Regions from separate parts of the Homo sapiens genome. Here regions 1, 2, 4, 5 and 6 are each linked to region 3. Evidence: chromatin contacts called from ENCODE Hi-C or POLR2A ChIA-PET data. All regions are on one chromosome and are shown on one strand. The core of a region is the stretch at or near the end of the contact, and the rest is flanking DNA. Distances in the headings are between cores, read along the strand shown.

The links. Hi-C counts contacts between places; a loop is a spot of excess contacts on that map. ChIA-PET counts read pairs that join two places held with the same protein, here RNA polymerase II (POLR2A). Pooled maps may share reads with other maps.
Region 1: a map of CD8-positive, alpha-beta T cell shows a loop between it and region 3 (7-fold over the local background). The contact joins the promoter of CCDC18-AS1 here to the promoter of ZNF644 in region 3. A Hi-C loop is called at or near these places in 4 of 168 maps with a recorded cell type or tissue (CD8-positive, alpha-beta T cell and naive thymus-derived CD4-positive, alpha-beta T cell), 2 of 37 single-sample maps with no recorded cell type and 14 of 50 pooled maps. POLR2A ChIA-PET finds 5 or more read pairs at or near these places in 1 of 52 experiments (CD4-positive, alpha-beta T cell).
Region 2: a map of CD4-positive, alpha-beta T cell shows a loop between it and region 3 (6-fold over the local background). The contact joins the promoter of GTF2B here to the promoter of ZNF644 in region 3. A Hi-C loop is called at or near these places in 4 of 168 maps with a recorded cell type or tissue (CD4-positive, alpha-beta T cell, CD4-positive, alpha-beta memory T cell and naive thymus-derived CD4-positive, alpha-beta T cell) and 15 of 50 pooled maps.
Region 4: a loop to region 3 is called in a map of GM12878, with 8 times the contacts of the local background. The contact joins the promoter of TMED5 here to the promoter of ZNF644 in region 3. A Hi-C loop is called at or near these places in 4 of 168 maps with a recorded cell type or tissue (CD4-positive, alpha-beta memory T cell, CD8-positive, alpha-beta T cell, GM12878 and 1 more), 2 of 37 single-sample maps with no recorded cell type and 14 of 50 pooled maps. POLR2A ChIA-PET finds 5 or more read pairs at or near these places in 1 of 52 experiments (activated naive CD4-positive, alpha-beta T cell).
Region 5: a map of CD8-positive, alpha-beta T cell shows a loop between it and region 3 (13-fold over the local background). The contact joins the promoter of MTF2 here to the promoter of ZNF644 in region 3. A Hi-C loop is called at or near these places in 4 of 168 maps with a recorded cell type or tissue (CD4-positive, alpha-beta memory T cell, CD8-positive, alpha-beta T cell and naive thymus-derived CD4-positive, alpha-beta T cell) and 11 of 50 pooled maps. POLR2A ChIA-PET finds 5 or more read pairs at or near these places in 1 of 52 experiments (activated CD8-positive, alpha-beta memory T cell).
Region 6: a map of CD8-positive, alpha-beta T cell shows a loop between it and region 3 (27-fold over the local background). The contact joins the promoter of GCLM here to the promoter of ZNF644 in region 3. A Hi-C loop is called at or near these places in 4 of 168 maps with a recorded cell type or tissue (CD4-positive, alpha-beta T cell, CD8-positive, alpha-beta T cell and naive thymus-derived CD4-positive, alpha-beta T cell), 1 of 37 single-sample maps with no recorded cell type and 9 of 50 pooled maps.

What each region holds. Positions count from the first base shown.
Region 1 is chr1:93,342,913-93,347,336 of GRCh38, reverse strand. CCDC18-AS1 (CCDC18 antisense RNA 1) reads left to right here and starts at 1,526. Exons shown (of 9, transcript NR_034089.1): 1 at 1,526-1,613. DR1 (down-regulator of transcription 1) reads right to left here and starts at 1,430. Exons shown (of 3, transcript NM_001938.3): 1 at 472-1,430. The coding sequence starts at 691. RefSeq lists enhancers at 591-800, 861-930, 1,300-1,835.
Region 2 is chr1:88,889,623-88,893,901 of GRCh38, reverse strand. GTF2B (general transcription factor IIB) reads left to right here and starts at 2,335. Exons shown (of 7, transcript NM_001514.6): 1 at 2,335-2,419. The coding sequence starts at 2,403. RefSeq lists an enhancer at 2,050-2,159.
Region 3 is chr1:91,019,368-91,023,461 of GRCh38, reverse strand. ZNF644 (zinc finger protein 644) reads left to right here and starts at 1,427. Exons shown (of 6, transcript NM_201269.3): 1 at 1,427-1,472. RefSeq lists enhancers at 521-1,070, 1,071-1,620, 1,621-2,170 and silencers at 1,208-1,437, 1,768-1,837.
Region 4 is chr1:93,177,429-93,181,808 of GRCh38, reverse strand. It overlaps TMED5 (transmembrane p24 trafficking protein 5), which reads left to right and starts at 1,396. Exons shown (of 4, transcript NM_016040.5): 1 at 1,396-1,755. The coding sequence starts at 1,567. It overlaps CCDC18 (coiled-coil domain containing 18), which reads right to left and starts at 1,085. Exons shown (of 29, transcript NM_001378204.1): 1 at 957-1,085. RefSeq lists enhancers at 786-995, 1,866-2,015 and a silencer at 1,056-1,335.
Region 5 is chr1:93,076,584-93,081,045 of GRCh38, reverse strand. It overlaps MTF2 (metal response element binding transcription factor 2), which reads right to left and starts at 1,763. Exons shown (of 15, transcript NM_007358.4): 1 at 1,515-1,763. The coding sequence starts at 1,519. RefSeq lists enhancers at 1,720-2,014, 1,951-2,200.
Region 6 is chr1:93,906,471-93,910,738 of GRCh38, reverse strand. It overlaps GCLM (glutamate-cysteine ligase modifier subunit), which reads left to right and starts at 1,309. Exons shown (of 7, transcript NM_002061.4): 1 at 1,309-1,701. The coding sequence starts at 1,576. It overlaps LOC124904221 (a long non-coding RNA gene), which reads right to left and starts at 1,147. Exons shown (of 2, transcript XR_007066230.1): 1 at 585-1,147. RefSeq lists an enhancer at 786-945 and silencers at 986-1,225, 1,436-1,795, 1,846-1,895.

The sequences.
Region 1 (4,424 bases), core at 277-2,776, 2.3 Mb before region 3:
TTTTTAACTCATGTGTTCAGAAAATAAATCTTTTCCTCTACATTGGTGAAAGGTCAGGTGGGGAAGGGGGTGCTCTGTCTCCACCCACGTTGAAGTTCCTCCGTCTGAATTTTAACTTTCCAAAGGAGAATTTCTGCGTTCCTTAATTATTATCTAAGTTCAACTTCAGGCAAGTAATTCTTGTTGCTTCGGCTTACCTGGCTGTAAAGTGAGATCACTCTTATTCTTTACGTTTTGGGGACGCTGACCTAAATGTTTGCACTCCTTACATGTATTCGCTGGATGAAAAGTACTGCAAAAATGCTACAAAGGGATTGTTTTTAAAGCACCGGCTGCCTACATGCCAGTCTGGCTTTTTCATTAAGTTACTTACCAGGGAAGAGGAATGGAGGCTTTGACACGAAAGGGTCACGCGATTAGCAGACTGCTACCCTAGAACCTCATTCAAACCAGCTCTCACACACGACTTACCTTGTATGACATGCTCTGGTGAGATGGTCTTCTTTTCCGATTTGTTACAAATCTCATTGGCTTCAGAAGATATAAGGTGAATGAATTCAGTGCAGCAGTTCACCACCAGCTCTCGAGCATCGTTGGCCACCCGGACATTAGGAAGAGTCTCTTTGATCATTTTATTGATAGCAGCTCTGGGGATAGTGAGATCATCATCGTTGCCAGACGAGGAAGCCATAGTACCTTCCTGTTTCTCGCGCCCCGGCTTTTAAAAACTCCCCAGCTCTGGTCCACTACTCCACCGAGATTTCTCAAAAAGTCGCCCTCGGAGAGTGATCCCGGGGGGTGCTTTGCGAAGAGGGTGCAGAAAATGAACGGAGGAGCAGCTGGCTTGAGGGCTGGGAACACTCGCGTGTGTGAGAGATTTAGGATGAGTTTGGGAAGAAAGTGGGGGCCCGAGGATTCTAGAGAGAGCACAGCCCAGGCTGAGGAGGGGAAAGCGCGGTGGTCCGGAAATTTGAGCGGCTGGGGAACCACCTTCGTGTCTCCTCAGAGGGGCGGGCGCTGTCGCCTAACTGGTCCCCAACGGCGTCGGAGCAGAGGCAAGATCCAGGGGCACTGGCCTCGCCGCGGTACCGGGCGGGTACCCAGCGGGCTCGGCTCTATAGAGCCCGAGGCCCCGCTGCCGCTGCCGCCGCCGCCAGCAGCCGTTGCCGCCGCCTCGGCCAAACCATCCTTCAGACACCCGCGCCGCCGCCTCACAACATGTCCGCCGCTGCCGCTGCCGCTGCCGCTGCTGGAACGGCGACGGCCGCCTGGGAACTAATATGGACAGAGCCAGGCACAGTGGGAGTCGCAGTGGCTGCCGCCGTGGCCGCGTAGCCCGAACGCAGATCGTGGAAGCCGAAGACGCGGCAACGGTGGTCCCTCCAGATGCCAGGGAAGGTTTGCAGGAAGCCGCTCCCGACACCCTTTGCGCCACCGGAAGCCTCGTTCCCTCAGATTTCCCCCTCCCTCCCGGACCGACTTCCGGGTGTGGCTGCCGCCCTTCCCCCACCCACGCCGGCGGGAGCCGCCCGTTCGCGCTGCCAGCAGCTTCCGCCTGCTACGGTCCTGGCAAGCACCTCGGGATCCCATTCCTTCACAGGGACCCTAGCCAGGCAAGCGCGCGCCTCACTGTACCGGAGAGCTCCAAGCACGCGCTTGGTCTGGGGCCCGGACGCTACATCTGGGAAGGGGTGGGTGGCTGGGTAGATAGGCGAGGAAGGATCGTCTCTACCCTCTCTCAAGTAGCTGAGGCCTCCGAAACCTTCCCTAGCTGGATTTGGGGACAGAGGAGCGCTGGTATTGATAAAATAACTCTCTTTGCTATTCCTTTAGGAGCCCAAATGAGGATTGAAAGTGAGAAGAATGGGACCTGGGCTTGGGGGTGGGAGGTGGGGAAAGCAGAACCCCGTGTGCCTGTTTCTGCGTCGTCTGGAGAAAAAGCTTTTCAAGATGTCTGATAGACCTTATTCGGTTCAAAGCTCTCTAAAGTCCTTCACCTTTTTTTTTTTAAACTTCATGAAAAATGAAACATTTCAGAGAAGTTACTTGCCTAGAGGCAACTAAGTCGCCTAATGGCTAAGTAGGAAAGCAGAAGTCAGTTCCAACATAGTGGAAATGGAGTGGAAATGCATGGCATACAATGAGCTATATTAGAAGGTTCCCATTTAGACAGTTTTCATGTTGTATTCCATGTTGGCTTCTACAGGGGAAAAAAGTGTTAGAGCATCTTAAGCAACTGTTTTTACTTCTTTCCATAGTGACTAGTAATATCAACAGGTGTCAAGGTCTAAACAGAAATTGCATTTAAAAAAAAAAAAAGTGTGTCAGCCAGGCGTTGTGGCTCATCATACCTGTAAACCCAACACTTTGGGAGGCTGAGGCAGGGGGATCACATGAGCCCAGGAGTTCAAGACCCGCCTGGGCAACATAGTGAGACCCGTCCCTACAAAAAAAAAAAATATATATATATATATATATAATATATATTTATATATATAAATATATATTCCAACATCCCACTGTTTATAGTATAGCCTCTTCTATATGACAATATGAAACACGGGTTTTTTTTTCACCAGGCTTGGTGGCAGGCACCCGTAGTCCCGGCTACTCTGGAGGGCGAGGTGGGAGGATCGATTGAGCCAGGGGGTCAAGGCTGCAGTGAGTTGCGGTTGTGCCACTGCACTTCCAGCCTGGGTGACAGAACAAGATTCTTTGTCTCAAAAAAGATAAAAAAAAAAAAAAAGTAAAAAAACTGAGTCTGTCATACTGTCATGTGGAAGAAGAGGCTATACTATAAATAGTGGGATGTTGGAATTTCTAAAAACTAAACAAGACACTGTTGAAATCCATTTTGTCACTTTGGTTCATCAGATTCATTACTCTTGATACATATGATGGCAACTGGCTTGTTGACAGTGTTTTCTTAAAACGTTCTGTCTGAGCCCTATATGCTGCTCTCAAGAAGACATTACAGTTTATTATGCTATTTTTTCATTTAGCATTTTCTGCAGGACAACTTACTGGTTCTTTAATTTCTGAAGTGTAGACACTTGTTTTTCAGTGCTACTAAATTTAGTCAAAACAAAATTTCTTTGATTAAAAACAGTATTTTAATTAAATTTTCTTCAGGCTGGGCATGGTGGCTCATGCTTGTAATACCAGCACTTTTGAGAGGCCAAGGGGGGCGGATCACTTAAGCTCAGGAGTTCGAGACCAGCCTGGCCAACATGGTGAAACCTCACCTCTTCTAAAAATACAAAAATTAGCTGGGTGTGGTGGTGGGCACCTGTAATCCCAGTTACTTGGGAGGCTGAGACAGGAGAATCGCTTGAACTCTGGAGGCAAAACTTGTAGTGAGCCAAGATCGTACCACTACACTCCAGCCTGGGAGACAGAGCACGACTCTATCTCAAAAAAAAAAAAATACTTTATGAAGTGGTGGGTTTGTTTTTTTTTGTCAGTTTACTGTTGATTTAAAGATTTATTATGGTGCCTAAATTTATCTTGACCTTAACAAGTTTATCCGTCTGAAAAAGCTGGCTGGCAAAAAATGTCCCAAGTTGTCACAGTGTCACTGACCCTTATCTTGTCTCTCCTGAAAAAACTATAACTTTGCTTTTTCATGTAACATTTATGTTTATAGACTTATGCTAAATAGACGAGTAGAGCACACATTATTTCAGTAATAGTTTATTGCTACAGGCTTCTGTGGTAGCATAAACAGAATTGAATGTGTAGTAAGAGTTGTAGGTTCCAGTCCCAGCTTTTTTTTTTACTTAGACAAGTCACTCTCCAAGCCTCATTTTCTTCAGTTCAGATATAGAAATATTATGTAACACACAGGATTCAAAATCAAATGAGAGTTGTGTGAAAGTACTTTTTATAGTATGAAGTGTTATATAATGTTAGTGTCTTTTATCATCTTTATCAGGCTTGGTCAGTCTTCAACTAGTAATGAACCATGTAACTAGTTTATTACATACGTGGCTGAGAGAAATTTAATTGGATATAAATACCAGTGTGATATGTCATAAAATATGCTAATCTGTAGCCCATATTTAAATAGTTATTTATAGTACACTACATGTATCTGTATTATAAATAGGCTTTTAAGGACAAAGAGAACATCTCCTTATTAAGCTTTAAGAGTTTCAGAGAGAATGCATATATATGAAACTTTTTTTTTTCATGTTGTCTAGGTGTGGTAGTGCACACCTGTGATCCTACCTACTTGGGAGGCTGAGGTGGCAGGATCACTTGAGCCCAGGAGGCTGAGGCTGCAGTGAGCCATGACACTACTACACTCCAGCCTAGGTGACAGAGTGAGACCCTGCCTCAAGAAAAGGAAAAAAAAAGTTTAGCCTCAGAGTAGGGTTAGGGGAGTGTCACTGTCAAAAACAGTGGAGTTGAAAGGGAGCTGT
Region 2 (4,279 bases), core at 1,086-3,585, 2.1 Mb after region 3:
ACAAAAGAAATTCTTACAAGTTTATGACAGACAAGAGACTCTCCAGGTGGGGCAGGAGTTAATTTAACCAGTAGTGCTGCCTCCCTTTTCTAGGGTTTCAATTTCTTCCTTCAACAAACATTATTGAATGCCTACCATGAATCCACTAGGTGCAGGTCCATGTTCTGGATCCTTAAGAGATGCACAGTTGTCTTATTCCTCCTCTTCCTCCAAGTTAAGATGCTTTACTATGAAACCTCTACTGGACTGAGGTGCAGCACCCCCAAGCCCTTTCCTGGTTGCACTTGACAAAAATATTGAGGGAGGAAAAAACCCCCACAAGAGTACAGTCAAGTTTTTAAAATTACAGAATTACAAAATAGAAGATTGGGATTGGGAAAGAAAAAAGAAATCATGCTCCCCGGTTCCCACCTAGATTTGAGTTCCTAAAATCCTGCCTCTCGCACCCCTTTTTCTTTCTAAGGAAGCTAGTATCTCCCACCTTCTCAAGAAAACAGTGAGTGCTCCATTACATTTAAATCCCATCCCCAGATGAAGGAAGCAGTCATTATCTTCTAAGTTCTCAGCCCCATGAAAACCACCATGAAAATACCAATCCCCGTATTTTCAAGAATAGTTGTCAGCAAAGTGTTGCCGCAGGAGAATACTGTCTGAAGGCAGGGAACCTAAGGCAGATTCACACTGATTTCCTAGAACTAAATCAAATGGAAAACCCCGGCCGGGCGCGGTGGCTCACGCCTGTAATCCCAGCACTTTGGGAGGCCAAGGCGGGCGGATGACGAGGTCAGGAGATCAAGACCATCCTGGCTAACAGGGTGAAACCCCGTCTCTACTAAAAATACAAAAACAAAATTAGCCGGGCGTGGTGGCAGGCTCCTGTAGTCCCAGCTACTCGGGAGGCTGAGGCAGGAGAATGGCGTGAACCTGGCAGGCGGAGCTTGCAGTGAGCCCAGATCGCGCCACTGCACTCCAGCCTGGGCGACAGAGCAAGACTCCGTCTCAAAAAAAAAAAAAAAAAAGGAAAACCCCAACTTTCCACACCTAAGTAACAAAAGAACCAGACGTTACTCCCTTTGCAACCCCCTCCCCACTACACAACCACACACACACACACACACACACACACACACACTTTAGCCGTGTGGCAGATGTGAAATTGAAAGTATCTCTGATTCGTTGCTTTCTGCAACCAATCAGACGCTTGCATAGGAGTGTAACTTTGTAACTTCACTTTAGCCTCTGATTGGTTGCTTTCCACAACCAATCAGACTGATTGTGGAGCCACTACTTCATTTACATAGGGTGTACACCATGTAACCAATGGGAAACCTCTAGAGGGTATTTAAACCCCCGAAAATTCTGCAAAAGGAGTCTTGAGCTGGTATTACCTTTTCGTTTTCAATAAATCTCTGCCTTTATTCCTTCATTCTTTCCTTAGTTTGTGCGTTGTGTCCAGTTCTTTGTTCAAAACGCCAAGAACGTGAATACTCTCCACCGGTAACTGTTATTGTTGTTAGTAATAGTGGTATTACAATTTTGACGTTAGTTTGGCTAATTAATAAATCTAGGGATATTTTGCAATATCTAGATGTTCTCGCAAGTTTTCTATATGTAGCTATCAGCCAACGTTACAAAGGCCGTGAAAAAAAAATGATCAGAGCATGGCCCATATCGTCGTGCCTCTTGTGTACACATTGGTTTCACGTAGTTTTGTTTCATCTTCTGCCAATTCTAAAAGGGTATGCAAGGCAAGATACCATAACCTATATAAACTTACATGACCTGTATAAAGGACGTGCCTAAGAAGACAACATGCTAGCTGATGACAGATCCTGAACAGACACCTGTTCTGGATGACCTAAGTGAGTTTCTCCTTTTATTTCAAATTTCTTAGAAAGAATCACCCTTGGGGCACGTAAGAACTGGCTCAAATGGGAGTGCCTGACGCGGGGTGGGGGGCTGGGGGCGGGGTAGGTGGTGGCCGTGAGAAGGTAGCCGTGAGAAGGTGGGAGAGGAAGGGGTGGTTAAACTATTAGGGATGCAGGCTTTGGCACCACTACGAAGCCAGGGTTTTCTTTGTGTTTTAACTGTCAGATTGAGAGTAGCTCTGTTGTAGCCCCTTTGCAGGGTTCCCATGAGACTTTTCCTAGGTAGTTACGTTGACTCGCTTAGCAACATAGCAAATTACAGAAACGGAGTAAGAACGTAAGAAATCGCAAAGCACGTGACGTATGGGATCTCACTGTTCTTGGCCCTTCTCCCGACCCGTAGCCCTGCTCTGCTACGACTGCGTGGGTGAGTCGTCTATAAAAACTCATCTCTGCGCGTCTCTTCGCCACATTCGCTTCCTGCTTTCGGTGTGTCTGTTGTGTCTTGTTGCGGGCACCGCAGTCGCCGTGAAGATGGCGTCTACCAGCCGGTTAGTATGTCCCGCCGAGCCCGGCGAGCTGAGGGGCGGGCGCGAGCGCCGCCGGCTTTTAGGCGGCCTCCGGGCAGCCTCGTAGGGCTGAGCGCCTAGGGGTATGGGAGAGAAGCGGCGGGACTGGCCGACGGGCCGGGACAAAGGCACTTCCAGACGGCAGGACTGTCAGGGTGTCGCAGGGGTTACCGAGCTGTTGACGTTATTGCCCTGGAGTCTTATGTAGATATCACCCTATGTGGGTCCTGGTGGGCTACTGTGTCCCCAGTCCTTGCCCTCGTATCTTTTCCCAATATTTCAATCTCCCTTTATTTTCTCTTCTTCCCACCCTCCCTCCTCTCCTCCCCCGCGCCCCCCCCCCCGCTTGTTTTTTTCATCTACGGCCCAAACAACCCGAGGGTCCGTAATTTCTCCTTTTCAAAGGAACGGGAAACAGTTAGTTTCAGGTTCCTATCGATCTGACAGCTAGGAAGTTGGGAACGTCAGCATTGGTAAGCCAGATGGAACCTGGTTGGTTACCATCACAGCGGGCCTCGGAAGTGGAAGCTAGAGCCATCGGAAGAGTTGATTAGTTCCCTGCTAAAGGATTTGTTTACAAATATCGTTGCCTGTGTACTTCTGAAGAAAATCTTGCCAAAGAAAATTAGTTATATGTGCTGGGAGGTCGCTTTTTAGTATATATTTAAGAATGCAGTGTACTCATATCTACAGGAAATGCATGCAGTACCCTCAGAAACAGCCTTTAATCTTGTGACCTGAAAAATGCTTGCAGACCCTAATTATGTCTCTCATTACCACTGTGAGGTAGATATTAGTATTTTTGCATAAGTGTAAACTGAGTCATGCCAATGTTGACTTTTCCAAGAGTCGTGTTAGAGTGTAGAGTCTAAGACAACCTGTTTCCTGTTATCCACACCTGGCCTTTGGTTAACTAATCCTGTGTTGAAAGTATCAAATTAATTCTACAGCTTCTGGAACTCTGGCACTATTTTTCTGACCCTGCTATCATCTGTGGAATTGGTTAATTTCACAGTGAAAGCCATTTTTACAAAATAGCCTTTTCTGGTAACTGCCAAGACTTACATTTTATGATTAGAAAAGGAATTTGGGGTGGGAGGCAGCTTTAGCTAATATACTGTTTGAACAGAACTCATAAAGCCAGTGACACTCTTGTTTACTGATTCTGATTCTTGGATTGGATGCTCAGTCATTCTATCTGGGTGTTGTTCTGTCGGGTAAGGCCTCCTTGTAGGTAAATGGAAAACTTGGGCTCCCCAGATCACTCAAATACGACTTAAAATTCTACCATGGCTTTTTTTTTTTTTAATTCTATCATGGCTTTTTAAGTCTGAAATTTTTTTCTAGATATGTGCAATTTATGTATCATAGCAGTTATTGCTCAAGTTTTTCTATCAGTGACAACAAAGAAAGTTAAATGCAGTATTTTTTATTTTATGGAACAGGCCTGGGCTGAAGTGTAGGTGGCACGATCATGGCTCACTGCAGCCATGACCTCCCCAGTTCAAGTGATCCTCCCACCTCAGCCTTCTGAGTAGCTGGGACCATAGGTACACACCACGTGCCTGGCTAATTTTTTTATTTTTAAATTTTATTAATTTTTATTTTTGTGGAGACAAGGCCTAGTTACATTGCCCAGGCTGGTCCTGAACTCCTGGGTCCAAGCAGTCCTCCGGCTTTGGCCTACCAAAGTGCTGTGGTAACAGGCATGAGCCACTGCGCCCAGCCTAAATATAATATTTCTACCTTTTGCATGTTTTTCCCTCAGGAAGGTGTATTGTCACTAGGCCATGAAACTGGCTGGTGTCCTCACAGAGGAGTACAAATGTTCTGAGTTCAAAT
Region 3 (4,094 bases), core at 178-2,677:
TTTTAATGGATTCTGCAAACGAAATGATCCAAAGAGCACCCCTCCCCCATTGACTGCAAATATATACGTATTTATATTTTATTGTTTACACATTTGTGTAAATGAAGACAGGAGATTTGCATTTTAAAGAGCCCAAAGAACTGTATGACTTCGAGAAAATCACCTTACTCCTCTTTGTCTCATTGGGTTACAATGAAATCGAGCAAGTTAGAACAATGCCTGGTACACAGTAAGCACTCAAAAGTGTTAGCTATTAAGTAATGAAGCAATTAATGTGTTTAGTCAAATATTTGTTGTTTGGAATCTACGTTTGCTGTTGCTGAAGGCATCATTCCATAGGAAAGAGAATGTTTCTCATTCTTGTCAAATAAATGCAGTTATGGTATATTCTTCCGAATGTCAATAACATCTTGAGGGTTTGGAGGGCCACAGTAATGACAGCTGTACAACTAAGGAAAACTTTTTTATTTTTAAATTTTTAAATGAGTAAACAGAGGTTCAGAGAAGCCAAATAATTAAGGCGGGACCAGTAGATTTCTCAAGAACTCTTGGTTAATCTTAAACATGTTAGCAGTTTCTCGTTGGCTCAGTCGAAAAACAAAAGAATAGCCCACTCAGTGTTTCTCTGCCCCAGGATCCTGTGGTGAAGTCTTGTTAAAAATGAAAATTTCCAGAACCCTCTAGGGACTGATTCTCTGAAGGGTTAACCAGCATCTCACATGCTTCTTATATAACTTTAATTCGTAGAACCACGACACTTTCAGTAATGCAGGGAGAGAGTATCCTCAGAGAGTCAAACTGGAGCAAACCTCGGCCACCTTTCAGGGCAGGCTGTCCGGGTAACTGAGATGTCACACTTGATGCTTTGCCTGGCCATCAAGCAACTCCCAACAATCTGCCCCCTTAAGATCCTAAAACCTTCCCTCTGCCATTACTCCACAGTTGTGATTGGCAAATATTGCTGTTTTCCTCAACAAGAGGAAAATAACAGAGATTTTTGCACGCTCGTGATCGTGGAACTCAAACCTGGGCCTGTTCCACCTTAAAGGGCCTAGGCATGCCTAGTGCTTGGGTCTTGCAGAGTTTGGGCACCACCATATTTGGAGCGTGCCTACTTTGGGGCGGGAACCTCCTTGGGAGTGATTAGGTCAGCGCTGGGGGAGGTGACCTTGTTTGGTTTCTGGCACCCGAGAACAGTGGTGCACTGTTTCCGCTGCCCTCGTTTGTCTAATTGGCCCAGACGCTCCACCAGCGCGAAGCTTCCCGGGAGCTCCTCGCTGGCCACCCCCGCGGCCCGCAGCCCGGCAGAGGCGGGAAAGCAGCGCGCCTGCGCCGTGGGAACCGGGGCTGGAGGCGAAAAGCGGGGAGCGGAGGGGGGCCGCTGGAGCCGAGTAGCGTACAGAGCGGCGTGTGACGCGGGGACGCCGCGTGCTCCCAACGTCGCCCCGGTTTGACGCACACGGCACCAAACTGTGAGTTTCAGGGGTTATTTGGTCAGATTCGCTGGGACCCGAGTGGGTTTCGGGCCTCTGGGCTGTGGCAGCGGCGGGACTGAGGGTGGCGGAAGAACTTGGGGGACCCGGCCTCCGGCTCTCGGGCCCGGGGAGCTACGCCCTAGGCTGGGTCCCAGCCATCCAAAAGGACGCATTTTGCCGCACAGGCTAAGATGGCGGCGGCGGCCGAGGAGGCGGAGTTGGTGCTACACAAGGAGCCCGGGCCCCGGGTTCGGGGAGGCGGCGGCCGCGGCGGTCGCTGGGGGCCACGGAGCCTGAGGTGAGCGGCGGCCGCCGCCGCGGGGCGGGACTCGGCGGGGGGATGGGGGGGGGGCTTTCCGCTGCGGCGTCGGAGGATCCGGTAGCGGACACAAAGGGGCTGAGCTGGGCACTAGACTTGGGGGTTTTGTTTAGTCACATGAAGCCGAGCAGCCAGTGAGCAGTAGGGGGAAGGGGCCGAGATCAGGCGGCTTGGGGAGCCTGGCGGTCGCCATTGCAATGCACTGAGTAACGGGGCGGGCCGAGAGCAGTCACCAACCCCTCTCGTTGAGGCTGCTCGGTTGTGGCCAGAAACGCTGGCTCTGGCATTAACTGTCTACACCCCTCCCCTTACTTGGGACAGGACCGCATAGCCCTCCCCTCCCCCCGTCCTGCAAGATCTTATGCGGCTAGGTGCCTGGGAAGTAACAGCAAGAGGTAAATCGCTCGAAGTGTTTGGGTTGCCAGGGGCTTGGTGGGTGTCCAGCTAAAGCTTTTTGCCTCTCCAGGTCTGATTCTCTGGCCTTTGTGTCCCTGGGAAGTTACTCTGCCAGAGGAAAGCAGGTGTGCTCCACTTCTCCCGTGAACCTGAAGATGAGTTGTCCCAGACTCTTCTCAGTGATTGGAAACTTAGGTGGTGGAGCTAAAGGTTACTTGTTACGAGACTTCTACAGACAACTCTTGTTGGGATCCATCTATGGTTTAGCAACATTAGTGGAAAAGTTTTCTTGAATATTGACTTTGAATATAAAAACGTTTATATTTAGACTTCAGATTTTGTGTGATCATCAAACTCAACGAGGGGATAAACATAATTGGGGGCGAATGATGGTCTTGTCTTGTTAATAATTTCAACAGAAGTATCACAACACCGCCGACTATCCTGTCCAGTCCTAATTCCACGCTTGTTGCATCTGGATGGTAGATTTGTTTTAATTGTGTATTCCCTCCCTGCAGTAGTTTGCTTTAGTTGTAAACATTTTTTGGTCCCATGAGAAGGAAAACATTTCAAAAAATAGACAACTAAAGTTTCTCAAAGAAAGGAAACCTGGCTGTTTGCCTTCAGTTGCATGTGTAAGTATCTAGGGAACTTGATGGCAGTAATATTGCATTTTGGTAGGCTTGCTAAGAAAAACCTCGTTTTTATAATAAGGCTATAATCTAGCTTAGACATTTTAATTGGTGAAGCATAAAGCTTGATTAGTATTAATGCAGTGGTATGTATTGCTTTTAAAAGTCTTACAATTTCTAACAAATTAAAGTTATACTGCAATTATATCATACTTTGTGTTGGTATTAACTCATGAAGTACAAAATTTTGAAACACCTAATGTTTTGTGTTGGCAATTAACAGAATTCCTTGGTTGGAGGGATATTTAAACACATTAGATCACTGTGTAGATCTCTGTGTTCAAACTGAAATTTGAATTTTTCAACATTAGTTAACTTTCATTTCCTTGTTCTTTTCAGATATATATTTTCTCTTTTTTTAGCTTCTAATACAGAACAGTCTTGTATTAATGAATAGGAGATGCATTAACATTAGCAAATGTATTCCTGGATCATAAAGTTTTACAGTGGAAGCAATATCAAAGAACAACTGCTCTTACCCTCCTCTTTTACAATATATTGAGGACCAGAGATGATTAAGTTAGTGGCATAATGGAAAATTGCCTTTCAGCCTCTACCCATTGCTGTTTGTATTTGTCATATTGCTGGGATGAGAAGGTGAATATCTACAACTAATGGTTAAAAAAACAAGGGAATGTTATTGAGAATACTTGTTAATTAAATATTGTTAGGTTCATGAGAACTTCTGTGACAATAAGTTAAAAACTTTCATATTGGCCTGGCACGGTGGCTCACGCCTGTAATCCCAGCACTTTGGGAGGCTGAGGCGAGCAGATCACGAGGTCAAGAGATCGAGACCATCCTGGCTAACATGGTGAAACCCCGTCTCTACTAAAAATGTAAAAATTTCCTGGGCGTGGTGGTGCCTATAGTCCCACCTACTCGGGAGGCTGAGGCAGGAGAATCACTTGAACCCGGAAGGCAGAGGTTGCAGAGAGCTGAGATCGTGGCACTGCACTCCAGTCTGGTGACACAGCAAGACTACATCTCAAAACAAAAAAACAAAAAAACTTTCATATTCTGTGGTTAACTTGGTTTTTAAAGTGACTTTCAGTGAAACAAAATCAGGTACAAAATACAGAAATATCAGATAGTTTCAGAGCAATGTTGCTTTTGAATTTTAAGGTTTTCCAAATGCAGTCTTGACCCAGAAATTGAAAAATTAAAAAACAACAACCAGGGACTTGATAAATTTCTTTGAAAGTTTGAAAT
Region 4 (4,380 bases), core at 147-2,646, 2.2 Mb before region 3:
CCCGTATCTACTAAAAATACAAAAAAATTAGCCGGGGGTGGTGGCGAGCGCCTGTAATCTCAGCTACTCGGGAGGCTGAGGCAGAGAATTGCTTGAACCTGGGAGGCGGAGGTTGCAGTGAGCCGAGATCGCGCCACTGCACTCCAGCCTGGGCGACAGAGTGAGACTCGGTCTCAAAAAAAAAAGAAAGAACTCCCTAACTCTTCTGCAGTAGCAATGAATATATTTGATACTAAAATGTTTTCATTTTCCTAGTGGGACATTTACTGTCAAATGAATGTCCTTAACTTCAATTTACAGTAGTTACCCAAAAAAGGCTATCTTCACTGACTATGCATACCTAGAAAAGCACATCATCCTACTCACCGACCTTAACAACATCATCTTTCGGCCCTAATTAACAATGTGTTTGTAGGTTTGCACACGCACACCCATCAAACGAAGGACAAGTGTTCTTTTATACCCTATGTATGTGATACAATGGGCTGTAGTCGAAAAAGATTCCTCATTTTGGAAAGAAGTCATAACTTTATGTAGTAGTCTCCTGTCTCAAGATCGCTTGACACAGCTAATCTTACATCCGTCTGAAAGAAGCGGGGGCGGGGGTGGGGGACGGAAGTGACAGTTTCCTCTTTTTTTTTTTTTTTTTAATTTTATAGAGACAGTGGCTCGCCATATTGCCAAGGCTGGCCTCGAACTCCTGGGCTCAAGCAATCCTTCCGCCTCGACATCCCAAAGTGCTGAGGTAACAGGCGTAAGCCACTGCGCCCGGCCTCCTATTTTTCATCAAATAAAATACAACCGTTCAGAGCAGCATGCTCAGCAACCACGAGGACCAGTCCCAGCGCATCCAAGGTGCCGGGAGGGAAAGGAACAGAACTCCCCCAGGTAAGCCGGTTTCCCCACGCCAAGGCGCAGTCGCTCACCACCCAAATCGTCGCTGGGGAGAGACCCACCCGGCGACTGCGCGCTTCGCACTCGAGTCTGCGTTAGGAAGCCTCTGACCCTTTCCCGGGCCCCTGCGCGTGGAAGCCTCGGACACAACTCGGAGAACCAGCGAACCCCGGCAGCACAGAATTCGAACCGCCGCGGGAGCCGTTGGGACGCGCCTACCCGGTCACTGCCCCGCCCCGGCGCAGACTGCGTGAGGCGCCGCCGAAGGCGCGGGGCTTGCCGGGGATCGTGGTCGGCGAGCGCGCCCGAGCCCACTAGCGGAGCCCGCCCGGGACTACATTTCCCACAATTACCGCCATGATGCCCATTGGTGGGGGAAGCCATGGGAACCGGAGGCCGTCAGGGGGAGAGGCGGGCGGCGCTCACGCCTGGCCTGAGGGGGCCGAGACTGAGGCGGTTGCGGAATAGGACTGCTAGCCCCGCCCAGAGTCCCTACCCTTTGGAGAACTGCGCTTCTCTTTCGGAGGGAGTGTTCGCCGCCGCCGCGGCCGCCACCTGGAGTTTCTTCAGACTCCAGATTTCCCTGTCAACCACGAGGAGTCCAGAGAGGAAACGCGGAGCGGAGACAACAGTACCTGACGCCTCTTTCAGCCCGGGATCGCCCCAGCAGGGATGGGCGACAAGATCTGGCTGCCCTTCCCCGTGCTCCTTCTGGCCGCTCTGCCTCCGGTGCTGCTGCCTGGGGCGGCCGGCTTCACACCTTCCCTCGATAGCGACTTCACCTTTACCCTTCCCGCCGGCCAGAAGGAGTGCTTCTACCAGCCCATGCCCCTGAAGGCCTCGCTGGAGATCGAGTACCAAGTAAGTGCGGAGGATAAACCAGCCTCCTTCCTTTAACCCAGCTGCACTGCGTTGTCGCCTCTCACCCGTTTAGAAACTTCTGGTGGACGGCCCTGGTGGTGAAGAGGCGAGGGCCGTTCAGGAAGCCAGCCCGCTCCGCGCAGGCGCGCGAGGCGAGGCGAGGCTCTCGCTGGGGCCGGGGACCCAGAACTTAGGCTGGACCTGGAATTGATGACTACCCGCCTTCTCCCCTTTCCTCCGGTGGGAAGGAGGCCAGAACTGGTGATGTCGCTGGCTTTTCTCTTTGTTTCCTAATTCGCCCACTGCTTTTCTTAGCCACTACACGCTCTCATACTGAGAATTTCACAATGCAGAACTGATACACGTTCTCCTTCATCATTGGACAAGGTGATGACACTTGTTTGAATCACCCCCACCCCTTTCACACAGTTCAGATGTTACAAATCACTGTCTTTGCTTCAGTTAAGGGTTTTTGGATTATGATCGTGTAATTGGCATTAAGCCCGATTTTGAAATTTTTTGGAAGACGCTGTTGCTATATTTAATGATACATTTCCGTTTAAGTTATATATCCATTATTTTCAAAAGATCAAATCGTATATTAAAACTTTATAACCTTTCTTTTCATTTTTTCATTGAGCATTGTAAGCATTTCCCTCGTGTCATTGTTTTTTTTTTTTTTTTTTGAGACGGAGTCTCGCTTTGTTGCTCAAGCTAGAGTTGGAGTGCAGTGGCGCTATCTCGGCTCATTGCAACCTCCGCCTCCCGGGTTCAAGCGATTCTCCTGCCTCAGCCTTCCGAGTAGCTGAGATTACAGACGTGCGCCACCATGCCCAGCTAATTTTTGTATTTTTAGTAGAGACGGGGTTTCACCATGTTGGCCAGGCTGGTCTCGAACTCCCGACCTCAGGCGATCCACCCGCCTCGGCCTCCCAAAGTGCTGGGATTACAGGCGTGAGCCACCATGCCTAGCATGTTTTCTTTTTAGTATCTGCATAATATTCTTGCTGGGAATTACCTTATTTTATGTAGTCATGGTGGTAGGGGGTAATTTCTTAGAAGAAATCTTGTTCGTTCCACAGCAAATTCCGATGTTTTCAGGTAGCAGTACAGGGGGGAAAGAAAAGGCATTGATGTGTTTCATCTTTCAGTTTTTTAGAAGTTAATTATAATCATCAAATGTTAATTTTTTAAGTTGATGTAGAGAATTGTTTTTAAATACCAGGTACTGTCACATACAGAGCAAAATAAAAAGTTGTAGAATTTTTTATACGATGGAACTTTAGGATTAAGTTGTATATAGATACACACGATAAGCACAGAGAATAAAATATCTAAAATCACATAGTGAGCAAAACTGAGGCTAAAACTCAGTGTTTCTTGATTTCCAGTAAAGTTCAAAAGTTCAACATTTACTGAACAGTTAACACGTGCCAGGAATTGTGCATGGAGGTGGGGGAGACGGAGGGGGAGCTGGGTTGTGCGGGATGTAGGTAAAAGAGAAAGAAAGAATCCCTCTTCTCAAAGAGCTTAATAAAGGTTACTGGCTCATAAACAGGTAATTTCAATAAAGGATGGCTAAGTACCAGTAGAGGAGGGTCACTTCTAAGGGTTTCAGAAGAGGATTCCTGGAGAAAATAAAATTTAATCCAGAAAGATGCTTAATTGAGACGAAAATGCCAGGAACAAGGGGCATTTCAGAAAAGCGAACAAAAAGATCCATAGTTCTTAAAATACATAGTGTAAGTGGGGATGGTTAGTGTGTAGTGGACACTACAAGTACTGAGTTTGTATTAGACTTTAAGACATATAAAGTCTAGGGTGGGAGTAGCAGAAAAGGACATCGGAGAGGCCAGAAGGCTGGGGTCATTAAGCATGAATCATAGCCTTGTTTGCCGTGCTGAGTAGGTTTTCCTTAATTTTGTACAAGTCCATTTAAGATTTAAGCAGATCACTGGATGCAGTGTGGAAAATGGATTTAAGGAGAGCAAAATTAGAGTCAAGGAAACTAACTAGAGGGCTAGTGAAATAGTCTAGATAAGAAAACAATTTGTATTAATAAAAAAATCTTCAGTATTTACACACATATTAGGGAAGATATCTATTTTAACTACTGTCCTCTTATAGTTAAGAGCACCAGCTCTTAACCTTAGCCTGGGTTCAAATCTTGACTCTGCCTACTTAAAACTTATGTGATCTTCTCACTTGTAAAATAGAGATAATAATTGTAACTACATCATAGAGTTGATTTGAAAAAGCATGAGTTAATAAATGCTCATATTCAGTGTAAAGTAGTCTATTAAAAAATGCTCATAGATCATCCCTGACACATAGTAAATAATCAATGAATGTTAATTTTACATTTATACCTCTATAGTTATGTAGCTGGCTTGGTTTAGCTTTATTCTTTACATCTTTAGTCACTCTTAAAGGGACTGTTCCTTTTTTTTTTTTTTTTTTTTTTTTTTTGAGACAGAGTCTCCCTCTGTCACTCTGTTACCCAGGCTGGAGTGCAGTGGCGCGACCTTGGCCCACAGCAACCTTCATCTCCCGAGTTCAAGTGATTCTCCCGCCTCAGCTTCCCGAGTAGCTGGATTACAGGCATGTGCCACCACACCCAGCTAA
Region 5 (4,462 bases), core at 514-3,013, 2.1 Mb before region 3:
AGAACATTTTTAGCACTTTAAAAAACTGCAGGTGAACTAATTTTAAAATGTGAATTCAAATACATTTTTATATTTAGGAATCTGAAAAAACAAGTCATTTTGTATTCCCTCTCAAGTTATAACTAAACTATAGGGCACTTAAAGCCATCAGTCAAAACAACTCCCTTTAAAGCATTTTCAAATCTTAAAAAGGTTATTGTGAATTTAATTACATTTTATCCACATTAACTACTTCTACATACAACTATCTTTGAAATTTACTGACAAAAAAAAAAAAAAAAGGAATTCCCAAGAGAGAATGAAACCATGGAAATTGAAACCAGCTTGTAGGCTAGGTATACAGGAGGGTCACATGGAATCCATCTGAAGGAGAAAGTAACTACTATTACTACCGGAGGTTCTGAAGTCAAATTAAATCAGGTACTATTTACATATTTCTAGCTCTGTACTGACCTCACATGGTGCCTTCCTATGTATTACACACAGGCCTAGCTAGGTTTTCACATTTAAGTTAGTGTTACATGGTTTCTATCTTTAACCAAAGTTAAATGTTTTAAAGAATAGAGTAACATTCCATAAGCCTTTTCCCATTGTTCACAAACCCTTGCTGTTAGTCAGATTACCCCGATAAATCCATCTGTTCCCTCTAATTGCTTCCAAAGAAAAATTCTAGCAACCAAGGACACCAGATTGTAAAACACAGAGTTAGAGTTCTGGCACTACCGAAATATGTTAAGAAATCTTGGCAAATTGGTTAAAATTCCTTGAGCCGTAATTACCTCAGTTGTAAAAATGAATACAATACAAATCTACATCCTAGACGTAGATTATATGAGTTAGGTTTAATTAAACACAAGAAAAGCCTCATATTTTTGGTGAGCTCCAAATATAAGCTACCTAGCTTTCCCCCATCTCACTTTCCCTCCCACCGCTTCCCTTTAAGCTTTCAGGTTGTGCTTCCAACCTCCACTTCAGTGTGTTCCCCTTATCCTTACCAGCACTTACACTCGACCCCCTTTACTCCAATTCCATACAATTCCACCCTCCGATTCCAAGCTGCTACTTCCCTTTGCGCACTGCTAAGGTCCCAGGCAGCCCTCCACTCTGCTCCCCACATTTCCCTCAGCCCCCATTTCCCAACGGCTCCTCCTCTCGGCTCCCCACCCCCTCGTCACCAGGTTCATCCTGCCCCTCCAACCGTCTCCCGCCCCCAGGTTCCTTCCTGCCCTCCAAACACAGCTTCCCCGTCTCAACGTTTCATCTTGTTCCTCCAACAGACTCCCCCAACGACCTCCTCGCTCCTTTAGTCCCTATTTTCTCCCAACACTCAACTGACTACTCCTCTTCATCCATTCTTTTCAATATACACATAAATGCAAAGGCACCCACATACAGGAGCCCCCACCCCCACCTTGGTCCTCCATCTTTCCCTTTTATACTTGCTTCCTTTCTTCCTCCTTCCCCCAACCCCCATCTCCTCCGGAAGAGTCGGTTCCCAGGCCAAGGTCTCTCACCTCATTCGGTCACTTCAGTGGTGCCAACCGCTTCATACAGGAAAAAACAACCAATCCGTCCCCGTGGGCGCTTCCCCTGCGAGTCCGAGCACTTACTGGGCACCCGCCCCACCGGGTACCCGGCACATATGCACGCACAAACCGAGGTCCTTGGAGACAAGGGTTGGGGGTAGAATGAGCGTTCTTACACCGGCCTCAAACACAGCCCACTTCAATACAGCCCCTCGCCATTTTGGTTTCCCGCGGACTGCCGGTGCATTCTGGGAGCGCGGAGCGACTCCGGTGCCGAATGGCAGCTCTCCAAAGCCGCGGGGGGGCAGGGACTGCGCGGCGAGCGCGGAGGAACACCGCGCCCTGCGTCCCCGACTGGGGCTGAACAAAGAAGGACTCTTTAACGTTGCAGTGAGGCTCAGTCCTTCCGCCGCCGGGGCTAACACAATAGTGAAAGCTGCGCTCCTGATCGTCGGCAGGCTGGCACTGTTATACAGGAAAAGGGTCGTGTGCGACCTTCGGTGTGCGTGGTCGTAACGGTGCTCTGTGCATCTTGCTGGGCCGATTTCTTTTCCCTGGAGAAAACCTTAACTGAAGCACGTTTCCTCTACTTTCATCCTAAGGCCTGCTGTTAGAATTTCCTTCAGAGGGGAGAAGACCCAGGATGTCGAGATTAAATTTTATTCAGCGATTCACTGTCCAGTCCCAAACTCCTTATCAGGAGCTGCTTTTATGAAAGACTTTCAGACGATTTTTTTCCTAACGATGAAAGGTTGTTTTCTGTTTACCCGCTTTGCAGTCCTTCCTAGTTGTAATGAAATCTGAGAATAGTCCCCTGCAAAATGGTTTAAGAAAACAGAATTGTTTATTAGTGCAGACCCTTAGCCTGCCCAGATTCTGCTGCCTACAGGGGTCCCAACTGACAAGCTGTGAGATTGTATGCTTGTCTCTTTAACTTACACCTAGATACAACCCAGCTCCTCTTAGTAGCCACGTGTGGAATCTTTATTTATAATTTCGTCAAAATATTTTTAAAGCCATTTTATATTTTTGTCCCATATTATGCCACAGGGATAGTGAACACCATATTTTTTCTGTCTCTGAAAAAGTACCTTTTGTGGTCTAAGCTCATTTGGCTCATACTTCAAAAGGGGTTCCCTCAGCCTGTGATCTCAGAATTTGGCAAATAAGCATATTCGTTTTATCCAATACCATTCAATACTTTAAATATTGTGGTCATACCCTTCCACTCCTCTGCTTCTCCTGAATAATAGTCCTAATCTTTTAAGTCTGTCTTCTTACTGTACCCTCACTGTATCTACTTACCTACTACCTTTCAGGTTTCACTTTATTTCAATTCTCATCATCGTCTCTCATAAATTCGTCTTAAGTGACCTTCATACGTTGGCTGAGGAAAATTTTGACTTAAAAAAAGCAGATGCAGCCGGGCGCGGTGGCTCACACCTGTAATTCCAGCACTTTGGGAGGCCGAGACAGGCAGATCACCTGAGGTCGGGAATTCGAGACCAACCTGATCAACTTGGAGAAACCCCGTCTCTACTAAAAATACAAAAATTAGCCAGGTGTGGTGGCACATGCCTGTAATCCCAGCTACTCGGGAGGCTGAGACAGGAGAATCGCTTGAACCCAGGAGGCAGAGGTTGTGGTGAGCCAAGATCGTGCCATTGCACTCCAGCCTAGGCAACAAGAGCAAAAACTCCATCTCAAAAAAAAAAAAAAAAAAGTAGATGCATTCCCATTCAGGAACGTGGCATTAAGGTAAATAAATAAATAAAATATTAAAAAGTAGATGCAGTACAAAAATTAATAAAGATATTGCACAAACAGATATATTTGCTGTGCAGCTAAGCCTAATCAGAGAACATCTGTTTTGGAGAACGTTTGGTCTAAGTTTTCCTCAACATTTCTGTAAAGTGGTCACCAAGCCTCAACTTCAAAATCTTCAGTGATTCAATACTTCAGACGCATTCATTTCCACCTCAGAAACTCTAATAATTTAGGCTCTTTGGCTACACAAAAGTATTCTAATCCCTTATACATTAGAGAAGTAAATTATGCCTCTATCAAAAAAAAGTGTTATTTTTCTGTGCAAACGTGTGAGTACAAAGGTGTAAGCAAACCAAGTGTTCAGAGATTTAAGGACACTCAGGGAGTCACAGTCAAGTATAAAGAATACCTGTCAGCCAGCCACCAGCAACTCACTCCTGTAATCCCAGTACTTTGAAAGGCCAAGGTAGAAGGATCACTTGAGCTGGGGAGTTCCAGACCAGTATGCAGTCTGAGCCACATAGTGAGACCCTGTCTCTACAAAAAATTTAAAAATTAGCTGGGCCCCTGCCTGTAGTCCCAGCTATTCAGGAGGCTGAGGTGGTAGGCTTACTTGAGCCACAGTGAGACTGCCTCAAAAAAAAAAAAAAAAAAAAAAAAAACCTGCTGTAGTTGTGGTTCCTCGGAAATATAGAGTGAACTCTGATCAGAGTAAACTGTACCCTTTATTGTTGTATGTATTTCTGTGATCATCCTTAGGGTGGTTCATAAGTATTCTGGTTCCCCTCTCTTCCAGACACATAGTAAAATTGCACTCTGGCCGGGCGCGGTGGCCACGCCTGTAATCCCAGCACTTTGGGAGGCTGAGGGGGGCAGATCACTTTAGGCCAGGAATTCCAGACTAGCGTGGCCAACATGGCAAAACTCTGTCTCTACTAAAAATACAAAAATTAGCCGGGCGTGGTGGTGCATGCCTGTAATCCCAGCTATTTGGGAGGCTGAGGCAGAGAATCACTTGAACCCAGGAGGCCGAGATTGCAGTGAGCCAAGATTGCACCGCTGCACTCCAGCCTAGGCGACAGAGGGAGACTCTGTCTCGAAGAAAAAAGAAAAAAAAATTTGCACTTTCTTGCACCCCTGAAGTTAATTGCTTTGACCAATAAAATGGG
Region 6 (4,268 bases), core at 60-2,559, 2.9 Mb before region 3:
AAGTATAGACAAATCTTATTCAATCTTGAGTTCAGAAGATAGTTATATCGGGTTTCATTATAGTATTCTTGCTATTTTTGTATATGTTGGAATTATTTACAACAAATGTTAATTGTATGTTACAGTGCATCAAAATGTGTTTAAGTAGTGGTGGTGCTTGTGGGTAGCTCTTTCACTATAATAAAAAATCAATATCCAAAAAAAAAAAAAAAAAGCAGCGCAAGCTCGTTCAATGAACTCTTACCATCATTCATTCAGCCAACAAATATTTACTCAACATCAGGCTCAATTTCTAACTTCCTAGAAAGATCTTTTTTCCCATCCCTCCCCTAATTCTTACCATTTTACCAACTGGTTCATCTCTCTTTTCAATAGCTATATTGTCCCCGCTTATAATGAGAATCTCATTTTGCCTTTAATAATCTGATTCACCTCAACGAATGTGAAAGATTGTTGAGGAAAGCTCAATACATGTTCAATTTGATGTTTATACCGAGTCCACCACCACACGTGAAATTTAATAGGGGTAAATAATCTCGACCACCTCTAAAGGGGTGGGTGATAAAAGCTTTCTGTGATCTCACCGGCTCAAGTGTCCTCTTTAATCTGAATTCATCTGGAGAATAACTGCCCTATGATGTTCTTATAAAATTACTTGTTTCCTGTGCTTAGAACTTGTCTCTGGGTAGAGTGTACGCGTCTCAAGGGCAAAGACTCAGTCTTGTTCGTTGACTTCACACACTGCCAGCAAATAATGTGAATCAATAGACCTTTAACGGATGAAGAAAAATTAGCAGTTTGGGAGAAGGTCCTTGAAGGTAGCAAAGCGAAAAGAAGAAGGGGGCGCTTGCGCATAAACAGCTGCTTCTGAGAACGAAAACTACGTAGCATTTCCGAGTCCCGGTGGCCGCTCAGGCTGCCCTTTAAAGAGACGTGTAGGAAGCCCACCCTGGGGCGGCCGTGGGCGGAGCCGCGACCTGAACGCCGGGAGACCTCACCAGGCGGAGGCGGTGTCTACCTCACCAGGCGGAGGCGGTGTCTGCCTCGCGCTGTCCTCTGACCGCCAGGGGGAGCCCTGCCGCGCGCTGCGCTCCGGGCCGCGCCGCCACGCTCTCTCGACCCGCGCGCCCGCCGCGCACCACCCGTCGCCACGCCCGCCGCAGGCCAAGGGCCAGTCACTTGCGGGCCGGCGTCCCGCAGCCCATTCGCGCCCCGCCCCTGCCCCGCCGCGGGATGAGTAACGGTTACGAAGCACTTTCTCGGCTACGATTTCTGCTTAGTCATTGTCTTCCAGGAAACAGCTCCCTCAGTTTGGAATCAGCTCTCCCGCTGCGGCCGCAGTAGCCGGAGCCGGAGCCGCAGCCACCGGTGCCTTCCTTTCCCGCCGCCGCCCAGCCGCCGTCCGGCCTCCCTCGGGCCCGAGCGCAGACCAGGCTCCAGCCGCGCGGCGCCGGCAGCCTCGCGCTCCCTCTCGGGTCTCTCTCGGGCCTCGGGCACCGCGTCCTGTGGGGCGGCCGCCTGCCTGCCCGCCCGCCCGCAGCCCCTTCGCTGCGCGGCCCCTGGGCGGCCGCTGCCATGGGCACCGACAGCCGCGCGGCCAAGGCGCTCCTGGCGCGGGCCCGCACCCTGCACCTGCAGACGGGGAACCTGCTGAACTGGGGCCGCCTGCGGAAGAAGTGCCCGTCCACGCACAGCGAGGAGGTGAGCGTGGCGACACTCGCCGCGGGGCTCCCGGGGCAGGCCTCGGGCGGGGCCGGGCGGTTCCGGCAAGGGAGAAGCGCCCGCGGGCGAGGGAGGGTGGCAGGGCCTCGCGCGCACCTGGGCTCCGCCCGCGGTCAGATGCTGAGGCCAGTGTCGACGCGACCTTGGGTCCAAACCCGCTGCCGAGGGCAACGCGTCTAAAAAACTTAGCCGGTGCAGCTGCGCACTGAGTGACACCTCTCTCGGTGCTTAAGGCTGGTAGCAAAACTCTCAAACATCCTGGGTCCCTCTTCCTGGCACGGAGGTCACAGAGGGCCAGGACGTCGCTCCGTCTCTCTCCACATCTCTCGCTTCCTTCCCCCACCCTGTCCAGGTAAAGGAATATTTTCGGAGATTATCCTTTGGTGCATTCAGATGAAGTAGTATTCATAGTACACCTAACTTTTAGAATGTTGACATTAGACTCTCTATTGCAGTGAGGCAAATGAGTAAGCACTCAATTTTGGCTTTGGAATACCCTAAATACCCTGACTTTAGTCATTACACATTTTATGCACTTATCTGTGCGTCTATGTATGCTTTATCAGTACACATTCTATGCATGTAACAATATCATTGTACATTCTATGCATGTAACAGAATATCACATGTGCCCCATAAATATGTACAAATATAATCTATCAATTCAAAAATTAAAGTTTTGTAAAAACTGGAAAATAAAAAGACTAGTCACTAGTTGGAGGTGACAGAGATTAATCTGGAATTACAAACTTGTTACCTATTTGTTGGCCATTTCTGAGCGGATAGTCATCCACTGCACATTGTGCATATTGGTGGTATGGGACAATTTTAGTATTTAAAAAATAACAAAATCTTTAGATTTAGGAGCTATATGACTTTGGAAAATTACTTTAAAGTTGGATAATAACACCTTCCTCATCAGGTTGTTGTGAGAATTAAGAGGTAATATATGAAAACGCTCACCATGCAGGCATCTATCTCCCTGTCATCTGGTTCCATCAGAAAGATAAATCTTAATTAAGAGAAAAACCTTCCTAAACTATGTGTGTTTAGAAAAACCTTCCTAAATCAGCTGTGTTCCTAAGTGGTTTCTGCTCTCTTCTATGAGATGTTGGTAACAGACCATGCAGCAGCACACGGCATCCCTCTGAGTTAAGTGCTGGACCTGTGCCCAGGCCTGTTGTTGGGGTCAGTGCCCATCAAGAGATGAGAACTCTTGCTTGTAACTTTAGTAGGAATCTGAGTCTGTACCATATTCTGTGTTCACGTTCCAGCTCAGTGTGTATGTTTTGTTTTATTTAAACCACCTACTTTGGCTGTTTCTCCCACAGATAAATATTTCTGTATTCGGTACATAGACTCTTAATTTCTTCCAGTACTGTTGGTGGTAGTTCAATACAGAATTTTGCACGTATATTGATATTATTGGGTGAAATTTTACCTATCTCACAATAGCATACTCTAAAGTAGTGACTCAAAAGAGTTTCTGACTGCAAACACAGTAAGAAGTACATTTTACTTTGCAATCCAGTTAATAGTTGTATAATCAGTATATCTGAAACAGGTTTCACAAAAAGATATTAGCCCTTATACCGTATATTCTGATTTTTTCTTTTATTTTAATTTTTAAAATGTTGATTTCTTGATGCTCAGAGTCACACACCACAGTTTGTAAAACATTGTTCAAAGGACTAATTCTGGTTTCTAGTGTTTTATTTAGGGTGCTTCATAACAGTAGGATAAAACTAAAGAAACTAGAAAACATTTCAGGAAAACTTGAAGGAATGGCATCATACTGTAGGGAAACTATGACTGCTTGGTAAGAGCAAAAGGGGAGGCACATTTTGTTTCTATGTAAAAGAACTTTGTAACACCCAGAGCTCCAAATTGGGATGTACTACTTGGAACAGTTCCGCTTCACTGAAGAAATTAAGTAAACTGAACAAATCACTTATTTTTGAGAAAATGTACGTGTTGGGTCAAGAGTTCAGTTAAATTTCTTACAAGGTCTCTTCTAGTTCTAATTTTTTAAAAAATGTTATGACCTCTGCCCAGATTTTTTGTCTCACTGGAATTTTATGAAATCAAATAGTTTGTAAGTGGACCATTATAGGACTGTTTTGCCCAGTTCTTTGTTGTAAGGGTGTTTGACCGGTTGAATCATGGTATTTAAAAAATTCTTATACAACTCCAGATCTAATGGTAGGCTAAGTTGTGGTGATGCTTATACTCAGTGATATTGGGTGTGTATTATAAGAATGAAGAGAGCGGAGAACAAACATAAACATTAATGTTAATGACAAACATTAACCCAAGTACAAGGTTAATGTTTAGTCAATATAGCAAACATGTAATTTACAAGATTAAAAATAATTAGGCTTGTGATAAAGTCAATGAATTTCCTACGTAATTGTAACATTAGACTGTTTTATTATTTGTCCTGACATTTTGCAGAATCCAAGATTAATTAAAGAAATGGTTTCAAGAAGAGGGTGAATACTATAAAAATAGACTTACCTTCCTGAATTGAGGAATTCATCAGGAAA